2 separate regions of the Homo sapiens genome follow, and region 2 is linked to region 1. A link is an interaction called in ENCODE POLR2A ChIA-PET data of the cell type or tissue named here. Cell type or tissue: A673. All regions are shown on one strand.

Region 1 (8,000 bases):
GTGAGCCACCGCGCCTGGCACACCTGGCTAATTTTTTTTTTTTTTTTTTCCTGAGACAGGGCCTTGCTCTGTCACCAGGCTGGAGTGCACTGGCGCGATCTTGGCTCACTGCAACCTCCGCCTCCTGGGTTCAAGTCATTCTCTTGCCTCAGCCTCTCGAGTAGCTGGGATTACAGGCGCCCACCACCACGCCTAGCTAATTTTTGTATTTTTAGTGGAGACGAGGTTTCACCATGTTGGCCAGGATGGTCTTGATCACCTAAACTCATGATCCGCCCGCCTCGGCCTCCCAAAATGCTGGGATTACAGGCGTGAGCCACCGCACCCAGCCACACCTGGCTAATTTTTGTATTTTTAGTAGAGACAGTTTTGCCATGTTGGCCAGGCTGGTCTCAAACTCCTGGCCTCATGTGATCCACCCATCTAAGCCTCCCAAAGTGCTGGTATTACAAGCATGGGCCACCGTGCCTGGCCTCTCTCAATTCTGCCTCTAATGTGGATGTGATATCTGGAGCTACTGTAGCCATCTTGCAATTATGAGACATGAACAAAGCTAAATGTTAACTTGCTAAGGATAGTAATGCAGACAGAGATTAGTTTTTCAATGTCGTCACTGAGAAGCTGCATCAATATCAGCACCACCTAGTGGACTACTCCCATAAATTTTAATCCACTGCAGTCAGATTTTCTGCATTTTCCAGCCAGATCTATCACCAAATAATTTTAATATATCACAGGCTTATTGTGAATATTCACTGAAGTTAATATACAAATCATGTGGCATATAGCAGATCCTCAATAAATGATGGTTCTCTTCACATCTCATTTCACAGAAAATTGCTATCATTCCCGTTATGGTGAGTATTAACATTTTGCACAAGCTCCTTTTAAGAATAAGTCCCCCAGCTGGGCCGGGCGCAGTGGCTGATACCTGCAATCCCAGCACTTTGGGAGGCTCATGGATCACAAGGTCAAGAGATTGAGACCATCCTGGACAACGTGGTGAAACCCTGTCTCTGCTAAAACTACAAAAATTAGCTGGGCATGGTGGTGCCTGTAGTCCCAGCTACTTGGGACACTGAGGCAGGAGAATTGCTTGAACCCGGGAGGTGGAGGATGCAGTGAGGCGAGAGTGCACCACTGCACTCCAGCCTGGCAACAGAGCGAGACTCCATCTAAAAAGAAAAAAACAAAGAGTAAGTCCCTCAGCTGGAATATTTTTTAAGGGTTATCTCTAGTTTCACTCTAATTTTAAGTTTATTTATTTATTTTATTATTATTATTATTATTTTGAGTCAGAGTGTCACACTGTGGCCCACCTAGAGTGCAGTGGCATGATCTCGGCTCACTGTAACCTCTGCCTCACAGGTTCAAGGGGTTCTCCTGCCTCAGCCTCCCAAGTAGCTGGGATTACAGGCGCATGGCACCCCACCTGGCTATTTTTTTTTTTTTTTCCGAGACAGAGTCTTGCTCTGTTGCCCAAGCTGGAATGCAGTGGCCTGATCTCGGCTCACTGCAAACTTCGCCTCCTGCGTTCAAGCGATTCTCCTGCCTCAGCCTCCCAAGTAGCTGGGATTACAGGCCTGCGCCACCATGCCCAGCTAATTTTTGTATTTTTAGTAGAGACGGGGTTTCACCACGTTGGCCAGGCTGGTCTCGAACTCCTGACCTTGTAATCCGCCTGCCTTGGCCTCCCAAAGTGTTGGGATTACAGGTGTGAGCCACCACACCTGGCCTGATTTTAAGTTTCTAAGACCTCAGAAAGACTAGGAAAGGGAAGGAATAGAAATAATTCTAGTTTAGCAGGAGCCTGAGTATGAAAAGATCAGAGGTGATCGTCAAGCAAATTGGAGATAACACACTCTCTCTAGTAACTACTAATGAAAGTCTCCTTCTGCATTCCCTTTCTGGGTTGCTTGCCATGGTTTCTCATGCCTGCCTAAGACTGACTTCAGGCGTGAAGATAAATGTATGTATGTATATGTACTTACTAATGCAAAAAAGGATTATACCATTAAATCAACTACTGTCAAATTACCACATTTCATCACATATAGGCTATAATTATGGCAAGTCTAAGCTAATCTTTTTTTCCTGCTTCCCACAATAATCTAGCTTCGTCTACTTCCCTACTACTTATATACTAATATATACTTATATACTAATGTATATGCCAACATATACATAATAAACTGAATTTTTGAAGGGATATTTTCATGAACATATTATAGAAATAACCATTTGGGGGCCACTTTAATTAGCCTCAGTAAGATTTAAGCTACCTATTGCAAAAAAAAATTATATTGTGTGTCTGGAAAATGTTTTTAAAATTCACCTAATGTTTGAACTATTGATTCATTAGTTCTCTAAGAAGAATATTTTCTCTTCATGTAAATTGGTGGACGGACAGATAGGCGGGCCATTAGAAATAGGAAAGGATAATGTGAACAATGAGCAGCAGTGATTGGCTGTCTCTTTGTCTTGGCCTGGCTTTGTGAGAATTATTCAAATTCTCTGTTGCAGCTATTCAGATCTGCTGCTGTAATGTGAAAGCAGCCACAAACGATATGAAAGGAAATGCACATGGATGTGTTTCAGTAAAATCTACTTTAAAAAATCAGGTGGTGCTCCAGATTTGCTTCATGGTCATAGTTTTCCCGTCGTTTCACTGGACTATACACACTGGGATATAGTCCGGGAGGGCCTCTTGGAATAACAACAGCCATTCTGCTACCAGCCTGAGGATGGAGAAAGATAGGTACAGATAAAGAAAAGAGCTGGTTCCTTCACAGAAGCTTCTAATCCTGATGCATCTAGAACTCACCCTCACTTTGTGCTTCTTATCTTGGGAGATATGAGATTTCCTCTTCATTTACATCTGTTGGGCTTTTCTTTTACTTGTAGCCAAGGGCACCCTTGCTGCCATATGTCCCTAAGAGGAAATACTCTCGCTTGTCTATTTCCTCACTTGCTTGCCGTGGAATGGTAAATGTACTAAAGGCTGGTAGCAGTAGGATAAAAAAGGAAGAAAATAAATGCCTCCTTACTGCAGACTTCCTGGAGCAAGGATTCATTTGAATTTAGTAAACTTGAAAATCCTTCTAGAATTGCGACACTGTGGAATACTCTGAACTATCACTGATCAGCTACAGTAGTGTTTAAAGAGGTTTAAAGATGATTTGGAAAGATGCGGATATTTTATTGCACCTTGCCATGATTATTTATAAAAAAAACAAGAGAGAAACTGTCCTCAGCCATGTTTAGTTTCTATTATATTTCTTTGGCAGTCCTAGGCTATGATTGTTCCTATTTTTGCTTTATGAATGTAATAACCTCTAAAATGCCTCCTAGTATGCCTATTAGATCTTGTTCCCTTGTTTAGTGGACTAACTTCCCTGAGCCATTCATCTGTACTTTCATTTGTCTCTTATCGCTTCATGTGTAAAAATTTTATCTCTACCAATTTAGACAGAAACTCTTTTATAGCAGGAAACATTTCATAGATCTCACAGAATTGGGCACTTAACAGATATCCAACATACACATTATTAACTGAATTTTTTTTTTTTCGAGATGGAGTCTTGCTGTGTTGCCCAGGCTGGAGTACAGTGGCGTGATCTCAGCTCACTGCAACCTCTACCTCCCAGGCTCAAGCAATTCTCCTGCCTCAGCCTCCCAAGGAACTGGGATTACAGGCACATGCCACCACACCTGGCTAATTTTTGTATCTGTAGTAGAGATAGGGTTTCACCATGTTAGCCAGGCTGGTCTCAAACTCTTGACCTCAAGTGATCCGCCCACCTTGGCCTCCCAAAGTGTTGGGATTACAGGCGTGAGCCACCATGCCTGGCCTTAACTGAATTTTTGAAGGGGTATTTTCATGAACATATTATAGAAATAACAGTTTGGGGCCATTTTAATCAGCCTCAGTCTGATTTAAGCTACCTATTGCAAAAAAATTATATTGTGTGTCTGGAAAATGTTTTAAAAATTAACCTAATGTTTGAATTATTGATTCATTAGTTCTCTAAGGAGAATATTTTCTTTACATTGAAACTTGTACAGTATGAACCTGTGCCATGGAAACCCATTCTAGCATGCAGTTGTTACAATCAACAAACCACAACATATACAGATTTACTTACTTTCTTTTTTTGAAATACACAAAACATTCATTGTTATGTATAAATATCAGAGATTGGCCTGTAACTTTGAGGCAGTTTTCAAACACAGTTGGGCAAAATCATAAAAGTAGTAGGGAAGGCTGGGTGCAATGACTTACACCTGTAATCCCTGAACCTTGGGAGGCCCAAGCGGGTCAATCACTTGAGGTCAGGAGTTTGAGACCAGCCTGGCCAACGTGGTGAAACCCTGTCTCTACTAAAAATACAAAAATTAGCTGGGCATGACGGCACACACCTGTAATCCCAGCTATTTGGGAGGCTGAGGCAGGAGAATCACTTGAATCTGGGAGGTGGAGGCTGCAGTGAGCCAAGATCGTGCACTCCGCCTGGACAACAAGCTGTGACTCGGTCTCGAAAAAAAAAAAAAAAAAAGTAGTAGAGAAGTAGACAAAACTAGATTATTGTGGGAAGCAGGAAAAAAAAGATTAGTCTAGTTTAGACTTGCCTTAATTATAGTCTATATGTGATGAAATGTGGTAATTTGACACTAGTTGATTTAATGGTATAATCCTTTTTTGCACTAGTAAATCACCACAAATTGCCTTTTATACAAATTATGTTACAAGAAGTATAATTCTATTTGAGAGATTGCTTAAACAAAGGGGGTGGAATTTTAAAGGTGGGCTTTAAAAAGCAGAAACTTTCTTTTCCTCTTAAAAACTGGAATTCCTACAGACTCTAAGCGTCTTTTTAGAAAAAAATACAGGTGTATTTTCCTAGAAACTAAAAACTATGCATAACCCCAAAAGTCCAAAGATAATCACTGCACACATTTTGGAGCAGTTCCTTCTAGTTTTTCGTTCTCTCTCTCTCTTTCATGGAAAAAGACAGATTTATTTTAATATCTATGGTTAGATCATATTGTACATCATAAACATTTTCCCAGATCAGTAAGAACTTTTTGTTAAGTTTTGTGCATTATCTTTTATTTTAGTCATTTTTCAGTATATTATATCCTCCCTCTCCATTTTAGTTTAAAAGATAAACTCATGGTATGTAAAGAGATTTTTCAAGTAAAAATCATTCATAATCCTATTATTCTAGTATAACTATTTCCATTTTTCCTACTCTTTCCCTTTCAGAGCTAATGCTATTACACGACAAATATGCCTCAATTTAACCACGGAATTCTTTTTTCAGAGAGCACCTTATGATGGTGGTTCATGAAATGTTGATCCTAGATCAGCAGGAGCAGCAGCATCATCACTTAGGAATTTGTTAAAATGCAAATTCTCAGGCTCCTACTGAATCCAGAAACCGGGGAGGGAGGAGAGACAGAAATGTGTGTGTGTGTGTGTGTGTGTGTGTGTACAAGCTATGAAGCAATTCTGACACACATTGAAGTTTGAGAACTATTGTCTTATGGAATCAACAATTTGCAGATCATTCTTTGGGAAGCAGTCTGCAAAAGTGCCTTTCTGACCAGTCTCTATATTTCCTGGAAGGTTTTAGATAAAAACCGCTGGCTGCCTCTATTCCCTCAAGGGTAGAATAAGGATATATTAGCTACCTTCCAAGATAAGGATTAAATACAATAATTAGTAAAAGTGTTCTGTAAACTATAAGTAGTGAAATGGTATATAGATAGAGTTATTGTAATGGTGACCCTGAGTCTAAGCTGACAGACTTATATTACTAAGCTCTGGGGAAAGCCAAGTGGAATGTGGACACAGATGGTTCTTAACTTTCACACAGTCAACTTTTATACAGCCCGATTTTCACACATTACACATGCCACCCCTAAAATGCCTTTCCAACACCAAATCTGGAATTTCATACACTTGCAGTTTAATGAGCAATTTGAGGTATCCCATGGCTGCACCACCTGCCAGCCCACAGCCCTACTTTGGCAGGGCCACATCTTTTTCTGTTCAGCAGTTTTTGTCCATATTTTATTGCATCTTGCCATGATTATTTATAAAGAAAACAGGAGAGAAACTGTCCTCAGTCATGTTTAGTTTCTATTACATTTCTTTGGCAGTCTTAGGCTATGATTGTTCCTATTTTTATGAACATGATAGCCTCTCAAATATCTCCTAGTACACAAATTAGTATTTCTTGCAAGTTCACTGCTCTCTGAGACATCTCTGCTTCCTCTGGTCAGTTTGTCCTTTCTCCTTCTTAATCTTGATGTCTGTCTGGTGATCGCTAGTTGTCTGTTTGGATTTTAGGTATCTGGCATGGGCTTCCTCTGCAGCTACTCAGACTTGTTTTTCCCAACAGGTCTCTCCCCTAAAAGAAAGTGTGGCTGTGGCTGTGTGTAAGTGGATGGGGCTTGATCAAAAGATGTCACTTTAGGGAGCATGGGCATGGGGCAGACAAGCAGGCTGAAGACCCTTTGCCTTCCCTACCTCATTACTAGAATAAGTAGGGTTTTACTTTGGCATGGGAAGACTTCAATACATTTTTTTCCTAAGCAAAGATAACATAGTTTTTATTTCTCCTGGGTCTATTTTGGAAGTGTCTATTTGTCTTTCTCAGCTCTCTATCCCCATACAACATTATCCCTCCAAATAGGAAGTTTACATTATTTGGAGGGGTAGTCTCTTGGGGTTTTAACCCAGGGTCCAGGGCTGCTGCGGCTGCTGGCTACTCAGTGGTGGTGGTAATGGGGGATCCGGGACATGACTGGCTTTGCTGCTCCCGGATGCAGGTCTGTAATTAATTATCCTGACACTTGTCTCAGGACCCCCTTCTGCTTTTGACTTGTAGTCACCCTGACTCTGAGCTATCGATCTCTCTAGAACAGTAGCTCTCTAAGTATAGTGCCTGAACTAGCAGCATCAGCAGCACCTCGGAACTTGTTAAAAAGGCAAATTGTTTATCCAGAATAATGCTGATAAACATTTGGTTGTTTCTAGATTTTTGACTATTATAAGTAACGCTTCTGTGAACATTCTTACACAGATGTTTTTATGAATATTATCTTTTCATTTCGTAAATTCCTAAAAGTAGAATTGCAGGACAAACTCAATCTAATCCAATCCCAAAATTCTACATAATTATGATCCACTGATGGTACAGTGTTATGAATTTATTGTTTTTATGGTTGCCAGATAAAATATAGCATGTCCAAAATAGTGCATTTGGGACATACTTATACTAAACAATTGTCTGTTGTCTATCTGAATTCGAATTTAACTGAGCGTGTCCAGTATTGTTTTAATTTTTGCTAAGTCTGTCAACCCTAAATCTTTTTAAAATTTTCATTTATGTTAATTTAAGGGCTTTGGAGGGTGGGAAAAGCAAGATTGACTTGCATAATCATTTCATCACCTCGATCCAAGAAAGAAATTTGGTAAAGGCTGATAAGCCATTTCAGTTAGCATCATAATTTATTGATCAGTCCACTCATTTCCCTGCAAAATACCTTGCCCAAGCCAGTGAAACATCACCATCAGAAAGTCCTCCTTCCTAACACTAAATCAATGTCTTATGTCAACAAAATGTCACATAAGTTGGCTAACAGCCAGAATTTGAGGTAAGAAATTACTTTAGGTCAGTAATTTTATTGTCTGTATTCAATGTTTGTCTTTTGAACATTTTTAATAATCACATATATATTGTATAAGACTCGGGTTTCTATTTTTAATTCAAGATTAAAATATTTATAATATATAATAGGGAATTTATATTATTTTTAGCTCTTGGGGATAAAATTCCTCACATAACATGTGAAGTTATTGCTTGATTTTTATATATTACACTTTTCATTTATATTTTCAGGGCCTCATTAAACAGAAAAATAGAACTGCCTCCAAAAAGATGTAATGGGAAGAAAAAAATTTAGGTGTAACCATTATACCCTTGAGTTAG
Region 2 (8,000 bases), 200 kb before region 1:
AGTTCCACCATGCCCAGCTAATTTTTGTATTTTTAGTAGCGACAGGGTTTCACCATGTTGGCCAGGCTGGTCTGGAACTCCTGACCTCATGATCTGTCTGCCTCGGCCTCCCGAAGTGCTGAGATTACAGATGTGAGCCACAGCGATAACTACTCATAATACAAGGTGTCTGTACTAGGTTTCCAATTCAGAGTATAACAAATATTTTCTAAAGCTAAGATGCTCCTTTCTGTAAATTTCCATGGCATTTTGTACATAATTCTATTATAGCACTGCATAGATTTAAAATATAAGCCTCTTGAGAGCAGGAAAATCCCTAGTGCCTAGCAAAATAAAAAAAGACATAGAAGACAATATTTGTTTGCTGAATTTATAAAACTAGGAACTCAGTCAAACGTTCTTCATTTCTAAGCATCTTTTTAAACTGTTGTTTCTATTATTTATACTTGTCTCTAACACCTGGTATAGTGCCTTTACATGGTACATGTTGAATCATCACTTGCTCATCCATTGCAAAAAAAAAAGAAAAGAGAGGGAGGGAAGAAATTGGAGGAAGTAAGAGAGGGAAGGAGGAAACAGGGAAAAGAGAAGAGAGGGAGAGGAGAGAAAGAGGAGATGGAAAGGAAGAGGAAGCAAGGAGAATGAGAGAGAGGGGAGCGGAGAGGGGAGGGGAGAGGGGAGGGAGGAGGGAAGGGAGGAGTGGGGGAGAAACAGAGCGGGGAGGAGAGGGAAGGAAAAACCAACTAACAAAAAACAACCTCAGACAACAGACATTTTCAGCTCAGGAAGTACCCTTATTAACTTTTTTGTTGCTGACTTTGTTTTGTTCTGTTTTGTTTTTCCCTAGAATACTCTAAGGGTTTTGAAGGGTTTCCAAGGATCCTGCTCTTGGAATACCAAAACCCTCCATCCAAAAACAACAGATCTGAAAGAGGTATCCTAATACAAATGTGTAGTAAAATAAATTGTAAAACGGATTTTGACATACATTCTTACTCAAATATGGGAACTAAAAAACTTTAATCTCATGTACATAAAGAATAGAACTGAGGAGGATGGTTGGGAGGATGTTTGATAACAGACTAGTGTGACTATATTTAGCAACAGTATTATGTATATTTAAAAATAACAAGAAGAGAGGGCTTGAAATGACACCAACACATAAAAATGATAAACACTCAAGGTGATGGATACCCCAAATATTCTGACTTGATCATTACGTGTAAGAAATACTCACATGTAGCCCATAAAGATTTACAACTATTATGTACCTAAAAAAATAAAAATAAAAAAGTATCCAAAAACTAAAAATAAAAATAGATAAATATTTTCTAAATGGATTTTGAGATGGAATTAATTTAACTGTTTTCCCAATAAATAAAATATACATTTTCTTCTCTGATAACATACAAATAAAAAAAACTTTTTAGTAACTTTTTCATTCTAAGTAGCATTGCATTTATATGATATCCCTAATAAGTGAATTTGCAAAACATACATCAAATAATTAAATATGAAATTAGGATTTAAACTTAGACTCATGCCAACGCATAGCCTCAAGTGACATTTTTTTTTTGCTAAGCTACACATAAAACCACACTGGCCATAAGTAAACCATGACAATAATAAAAAAACTACCAATTTTAACAGAATTGGAAAGTCCCATCATAAAGAAATCTATCAATAGAAGAAATTTAGCAAATTGCACTTAGTAACTTCAGACACAATTCTGTATCTAATGTCAAATTACAGGTTACCATCTCCTTTCTAGATTCTGATATACAAATATTTAGGCATCCAATAGCTTAAGATGCTTCCTGTTTTATGGGACAACACAAAGGAATTTAGTGTTTTTCCATTTATACTACTTCATAACTCTGTATGAGAGTCTGATACGTTTTACCCTTTATGCCGAATTAGAATTTCTTGCATTAAATTAAAAGAATATGTACTCGTCCAGCTATTGCACCTTCTGTTTATATCAGGAAACTTCTAAACATAATAGAATTATGTACAAAATGCCATGGAAATTTACAGAAAGGAGCATCTTAGCCTTAGAAAATATTTGTTATACTCTGAATTGGAAACCTAGTACAGACATCTTGTATTTTTTTCTAAAGAAAAAAAGTAAAAATTTTAATGCTGTTTGTCTAAAGACAAAAATAGCCTACATCTGAATTTCCTTTATTTTGGTACTATAAGTTTTGCTAATTTTTTTTCATTAGGAGAAATGTAACTATGTTTCATCAGTATCTCACCAATGCTCTAAATTGCTAGTTTATAAACACCAATATTTAACATCAGCAAAGGTTAAGAGATCCAAAATACGTATCCATTCTTAAAGTAATTTAAATTCAATTTTGGATAGTAACTTTTTAAAAAATTCTAAATACTTTTACAAGCCACTAAACATACACAGTGGATTATCCCACTTGGAAGATTATGCGTTAAAGTCTGAAAGTTCATGTTTTCATTGAAAATTTCACTGGCTCTGGTCTCTATCTTATCAGAAAGTCAGGAAATTCTGAATAAGTGGCTAGAATGTACATAAGTATATTTGAAGTCTACTTCCTGACAACTCCAAAAAGATCTTCCTGTAAAACTAAGCCTCAATTTCAGGTTCCCCCCATCAAATTCCCTAAAAATAATATTCCCCACTATAAACAAGAGAAAAAGAAAACAGTCTACTGCCAGGCATCTAAGCCTGATGTAGAAAAATGACAACAATTTTTAGGACCAAAAGATTTGCATATCCTAAAATAAACATGTAAATTTTTGGAACTTGATCACTTTTTAATAGTATTTCCTCAGCATCTGTGCCAAACTAAGTTAATTTCTTAGAAATTTTTTTTAAAATGTGTTAAATGATACTGTAACCTTAATAATCTTCATTTTTATTTTAAGCATATCAAATTAAAATATGAATATACCTGCAATATTTAATCAAATATTTAAGTTCAGAATTTGCAGACATTTCACCATTGCAAAGGATGATGAGTGTTACAATTCACTTTTTAGCACAAAATCCTAAAATATTTCCCCCAAAATCTGTCACAAATATTGTTCCAACATAATTTTACTCTCTCACTCAAATTATAAAGGAACATTTTAAAAACTGGTTTGTTTTCTTGGGTAATAATTCCAGCAAACAAAATGGTATCATTCCATACAAGTTTATAACTGCCATAAAATAGTCTCGCACAGATACTATGTAAAATTTTGGAACTTGATCACTTTTTAATAGTATTTCCTCAGCATCTGTGTCAAACTAAGTTAATGGTATCATTCCATACAAGTTTATAACTGCCATAAAATAGTCTCGAACAGATACTACATACTGTTTTTAAAAAACCACCATAAACTATTACCCAAATGCTTTTCTTTAAATGTCTTCAAATTTTACTCATTATTAATAACATCGAACATCAACATTGACAGGCACACCCTAAGCAACTGTAGGATGAAAATAACAGGCATGCAAAAACAATTTTTACTCGTGTGAAGTAAGAAAATGACTTTTTCGTCTGGGCACAGTGGCTCATGCCTGTAATCCCAACGCTTTGGGAGGCGGAGGCTGGCAGATTGCCTGAGGTTGGGAGTTCGAGAACAGCCTGACCAACATGGAGAAACCCCGTCTTTACTAAAAATACAAAATTAGCCAGCTGTAATCCCAGCTACTCGACTGGCTGAGGCAGGAGAACCGCTTGAACCCGGGAGGTGGAGATTGCGGCGAGCTGAGATCATGCCATTGCACTCCAGCCTGGACAACAAGAGTAAAACTCCGTCTCAAAAACAAGAGAGAAAGAAAGAAAGAGAGAAACAGAGAGAGAGAGAGAGAGAAGGAAGGAAGGAAGGAAGGAAGGAAGGAAGGAAGGAAGGAAGGAAGGAAGGAAGGAAGGAAGGAAGGAAGGAAGGAAAGAGAAAGAAAGAGAAAATGACTTTTTCAATTATACAAATTAAAATTCATCATTCTTGTCAGAATCATATTTTAAAAAAAGAAAAAGAAGACAGGGGAGAAGGAAAGAAAGACATTTGACAGTAAATAAATTACCTAAATTTGGATGGTTGGATTTGCATTCGATGTCTTGCAAAGAATACTCATGTTTCTTGGTAAAACAAACATAATTCAGATTTTAATAAGCTTCCTTCAGATAACACATAAAGAAGACTAAATTTTTAATGTATGTTTCACACTTTAAATAAAAGGCATGCTTTGTTTCTAAAAAGTAAAATGTATAATGCTGATATGGTTTTAAAATTTAAAAAGTTAGAAACAAGCATTCATTAAGTAACATATATGCATCATTTTAGTAAGAAAATATAATTCATCCATTTATGAGTTTATGTAAAAGATAACCTCATGACACAGTATCAAGAAATTAGCAAGATACCTATAATTTCCTTTAAAAAAATGCCACAACATTGACTTTCACGAGAGCTCTAAGTACACTGGATTTAGTTAGGTTTTCCCTTCTCTATTTCCATACTTACAGCAACTACTGACTTCAAAGAGAATTATGGAAGATGAACAGAGAATATGAAGAGCAACAGGAATCTTGTTCAATATAATAAATTAGGAACAAGAAGGCAAAAATTTTAACCAGAGTTTTTATGGGTGCTTTAATTTGTATATTTTATGATAACCAAGTTTTCCACTGTATATACACATACATACAAATACACAACACACACACACATACACAGGTATTATTATTCTTTAAGAAGGTGGAACTATAAAATGTAGAATAAACTATACTGTACAAGTAAATAGTAGTAAAGATCTGACACAGGATAGTACAAGAGAATTTCAAAAGTCTTTGCCCACTAAACGATTTGAGATTTTTTCATTTGCAGAATAGTATACAGTTAGCTGGACTAAAATACTGCAAACTTTAGCATAAGTAAGAGTGCTTTTTAAGTTCAACCACAGCTGCCAGTTGTCTTGTGGAGGTATTTTGTTGATTTTAAGAATACGTGCAAGAAACAGCAGCTTTCCCAGCACTTCAGTCAACAAAGATCTACATTTACCAATTTTTTTTTAACTTGTGCAGAAAATATGTTGTCTTTTGTGTGGAGCCACAGTTTCTTTTTCATTAAATGAAATGGAAGTAAAATCCATTAAAAGGCTTAAAATTCACACAGGAACAAACTCTTTTAAATGTGTTTAACTGATTCAAAACATTTTATGAAGATTTTAAAGAATAAACATGAATGTCATGAACATTACTACATTAATCTTCTCTGCTAGTAAGTGAAAAAAGCAAAGATAACAAGCCTATGGCTTACCACAAAAATTCTTTATCACAGTCCACAGCAATACTTCAATGCACACAAATTAAATAAATGTATTGTGTATCTACTGTATCCTAGCATGATCATAGGCCTATTAAAAAATTCAAAACAAGTATAATGTATGACTTCATATATACATACAAATATATATGTTTATATAATATATAATATAATATATAAGAATATATATGGTCTTTAAGTGAACAATTCAAGACTTAAATCTGAACCAACTAAAGAAAAAATTTAAAAAACCTAACTGAGTTCTTAATTCTTTATTTCTGATTACACATTGAAAAGAGAAGTCAGATATTCTTAATTACATAAGCCACAAAATCAAAAGCTTAACAATTATTCCCTGGGTACTTAGAAGAAATTAACAGTTATCCCCCCACCAAAAACAGTGATTTTCAATTCTCACTACCAAATTAAAGTAATTTCATATCTGGAGTCTCATCAATATTTAGCTCTTGGGAAAAATAAATGGGAAAATAAAACAGAAGAACCTGAAAATTTTGCAGATTACAAGGAAAATGGATAAAAATTAGCAGAGGCTAAACTAAATAACAATCTGTATCTTAATCTATATGAAAACTCTAGATTAAGTGATTTGATAAATTTGTCTTATAATTTTCAAGTATCTCCTAAATATTTCTTGAATCAGATCTCACCACCACTACACCCCCACTTAGAATCTGCTAGACACAAGCTCCTCAAGAGCAGGTACCTTGTTGTCTCCACTCCACTGCTGTGTATCACTCAGTCTTAACTTAATGATGGCCTATTATATATGATGAAAAAAGAAATGAATACACAAAAAATGACAATTTTTTTTTTTGAGATGGAGTCACCCAGGCTGGAGTGCAGTGGTGCAATCTCAGCTCACTGCAACCTTTGCCTCCCAGGTTCAAGTGATTCTCCTGCCTCAGCCTCCCAAGTAGCTTGGACTACAGGTGGGTGCCACCAGGCCTGGGTATTTTTTATATTTTTAGTAGAGACGGGGTTTTCCCATGTTGGCCAGGCTGGCCTTGAACTCCTGATCTCAAGTGATCTGCCCACCTTTGCCACTGAAAGTGCTGGAATTACAGGCGTGAGCCACCATGCCCGGCAAACCAAAATATTTATTAAAAGCAGTATACACGGCTCACCCACACATACAATCACATTCTTATAAATATGTAAACTGGTTTTATTAAAAATGAATTTGTACCAGCCTTTATAAACAGTAATAGATCTAGAAACAAAAATTCAAATTGTTTTATCAAATTACATGGAATAAAGCTTATTTCTCTTATTTATAAATAAAATAATAGCTGATATCTTCAAGTAGCACACACATTTCAAAAGAACATAGGCGGTTTTTTGAAAACTCTTACATTCACTCATATTTACCTAATTGCCTTCAAAAACAAGTTAAAACACAAACATGGGTAAAACAAGTTTACTTCTCTTTAAAGAACTGATAAACTTCTGATGTTTGCCTTTATATAACATACATAAATACGTAATTCATTTTATTCCTATTGACTTACAGCAAAAAAAAGAAACAATCTTCTGAATATAAATTTGTCTTTAAAATTTAACCTAAAAAATACTGAAATTGGTACCAGAAATGGCCTTAAGAAAGACAGACATCTACATAAATCAATTATAAAAGAAATAGAAGTGGCTCATGCCTGTAATCCCAGCACTTTGGGAGGCCAAGTTGGGCGGATCACGAAGTTAGGAGATCGACACCATCCTGGCCAACATGGTAAAACCCCGTCTCTACTAAAATACAAAAAAAAAAAAAAATTAGCTGGGCACGGTGGCACATGCCTGTAGTCCCAGCTACTCGGGAGGCTGAGGCAGGGGGATCGCTTGATCCCAGGAGGTGGAGGTTGCAGTAAGCCCAGATCGCGCCACTGCACTCCAGCCTGGAGCAAGACTCCATCTCGAAAAAAAAAAAAAAAAAAGAAAAGAAAAGAAAAGAAACAAAAGAAATAGAAAAACCAGTAATAGAGCTCTCAAAAAAATGCCCCACGTCCAGATGACTTCTCAGGAGAATGCTAGCATACTTTTTAAAAGTATAAACTCCCAATGCTACTTTAAAATTATTCCAAAAACATAGATAATAAGGAAAACTTCTAAGTTATGTCTTTAAAGTGAGTATATAACACTGATCCCCAAACCTAAAAACAAGGCAGTCAAAAAGAAACTACACAACACATATCAATTGTCAACACTGTTGCAAACAATTCCGAATAATAGACTCTAACAGGAAATGCTTAGAAATCATATATGATGATCATCGTGGTTTTAAAATATATCCCACAAATTCTTCACTTCTTCCTTCCAAAGGTAGTAGAATCTAATTCTTCCCTGCCCCAAAGTGTTGACTGTACTTAGTGAATCGCTCCTAATGAATAGAATGGTGGCTCACACTTGTAATCCCAGCACTTTGGGAGGCCGAGGCAGGCAGATCACGAGGTCAAGAGATCGAAACCATCCTGGCTAACACTGTGAAACTCTGTCTCTACTAAAAATACAAAAATATTAGCCGGGCGTGGTGGCGGGCACCTGTAGTCCCAGCTTCTCAGGAGGCTGAGGCAGGAGAATGGTGTGAACCCAGGAGGCGGAGCTTGCAGTGAGCCGAGATCGTGCCACTGCACTCCAGCCTGGGTGAAAGAGCGGGACTCTGTCTCAGAAAAAAAAAAAAATACTGCCAAAGT

What was found. Peaks named below come from ENCODE experiments on the same cell type or tissue, not always from the same donor. Only the 100,000 strongest peaks of a DNase experiment are listed, where the experiment ranks them.
Region 2: POLR2A ChIA-PET joins it to region 1 with 11 read pairs; 4 of 35 experiments call an interaction of 5 or more read pairs at or near these places.

Annotation. Positions count from the first base shown.
Region 1 is chr11:86,988,148-86,996,147 of GRCh38, reverse strand. The region is part of intron 2 of FZD4-DT (FZD4 divergent transcript); the gene reads right to left. Among named protein-coding and RNA genes, the nearest start is that of FZD4-DT, 37 kb to the right of the region's middle. In A673, a CTCF peak has its summit at 655 (motif pointing left); DNase peaks (open chromatin) are centred at 617, 2,487, 4,637, 5,397 and 3 weaker places; H3K4me3 peaks cover 1,800 bases; H3K27ac peaks cover 5,482 bases.
Region 2 is chr11:87,191,232-87,199,231 of GRCh38, reverse strand. The region is part of intron 5 of TMEM135 (transmembrane protein 135); the gene reads right to left. Among named protein-coding and RNA genes, the nearest start is that of TMEM135, 160 kb to the right of the region's middle. RefSeq lists a silencer at 2,398-2,598. In A673, no CTCF peak of the experiment used is centred here; DNase peaks (open chromatin) are centred at 2,591, 3,611, 4,031 and 4,451; H3K4me3 peaks cover 1,729 bases; H3K27ac peaks cover 7,963 bases.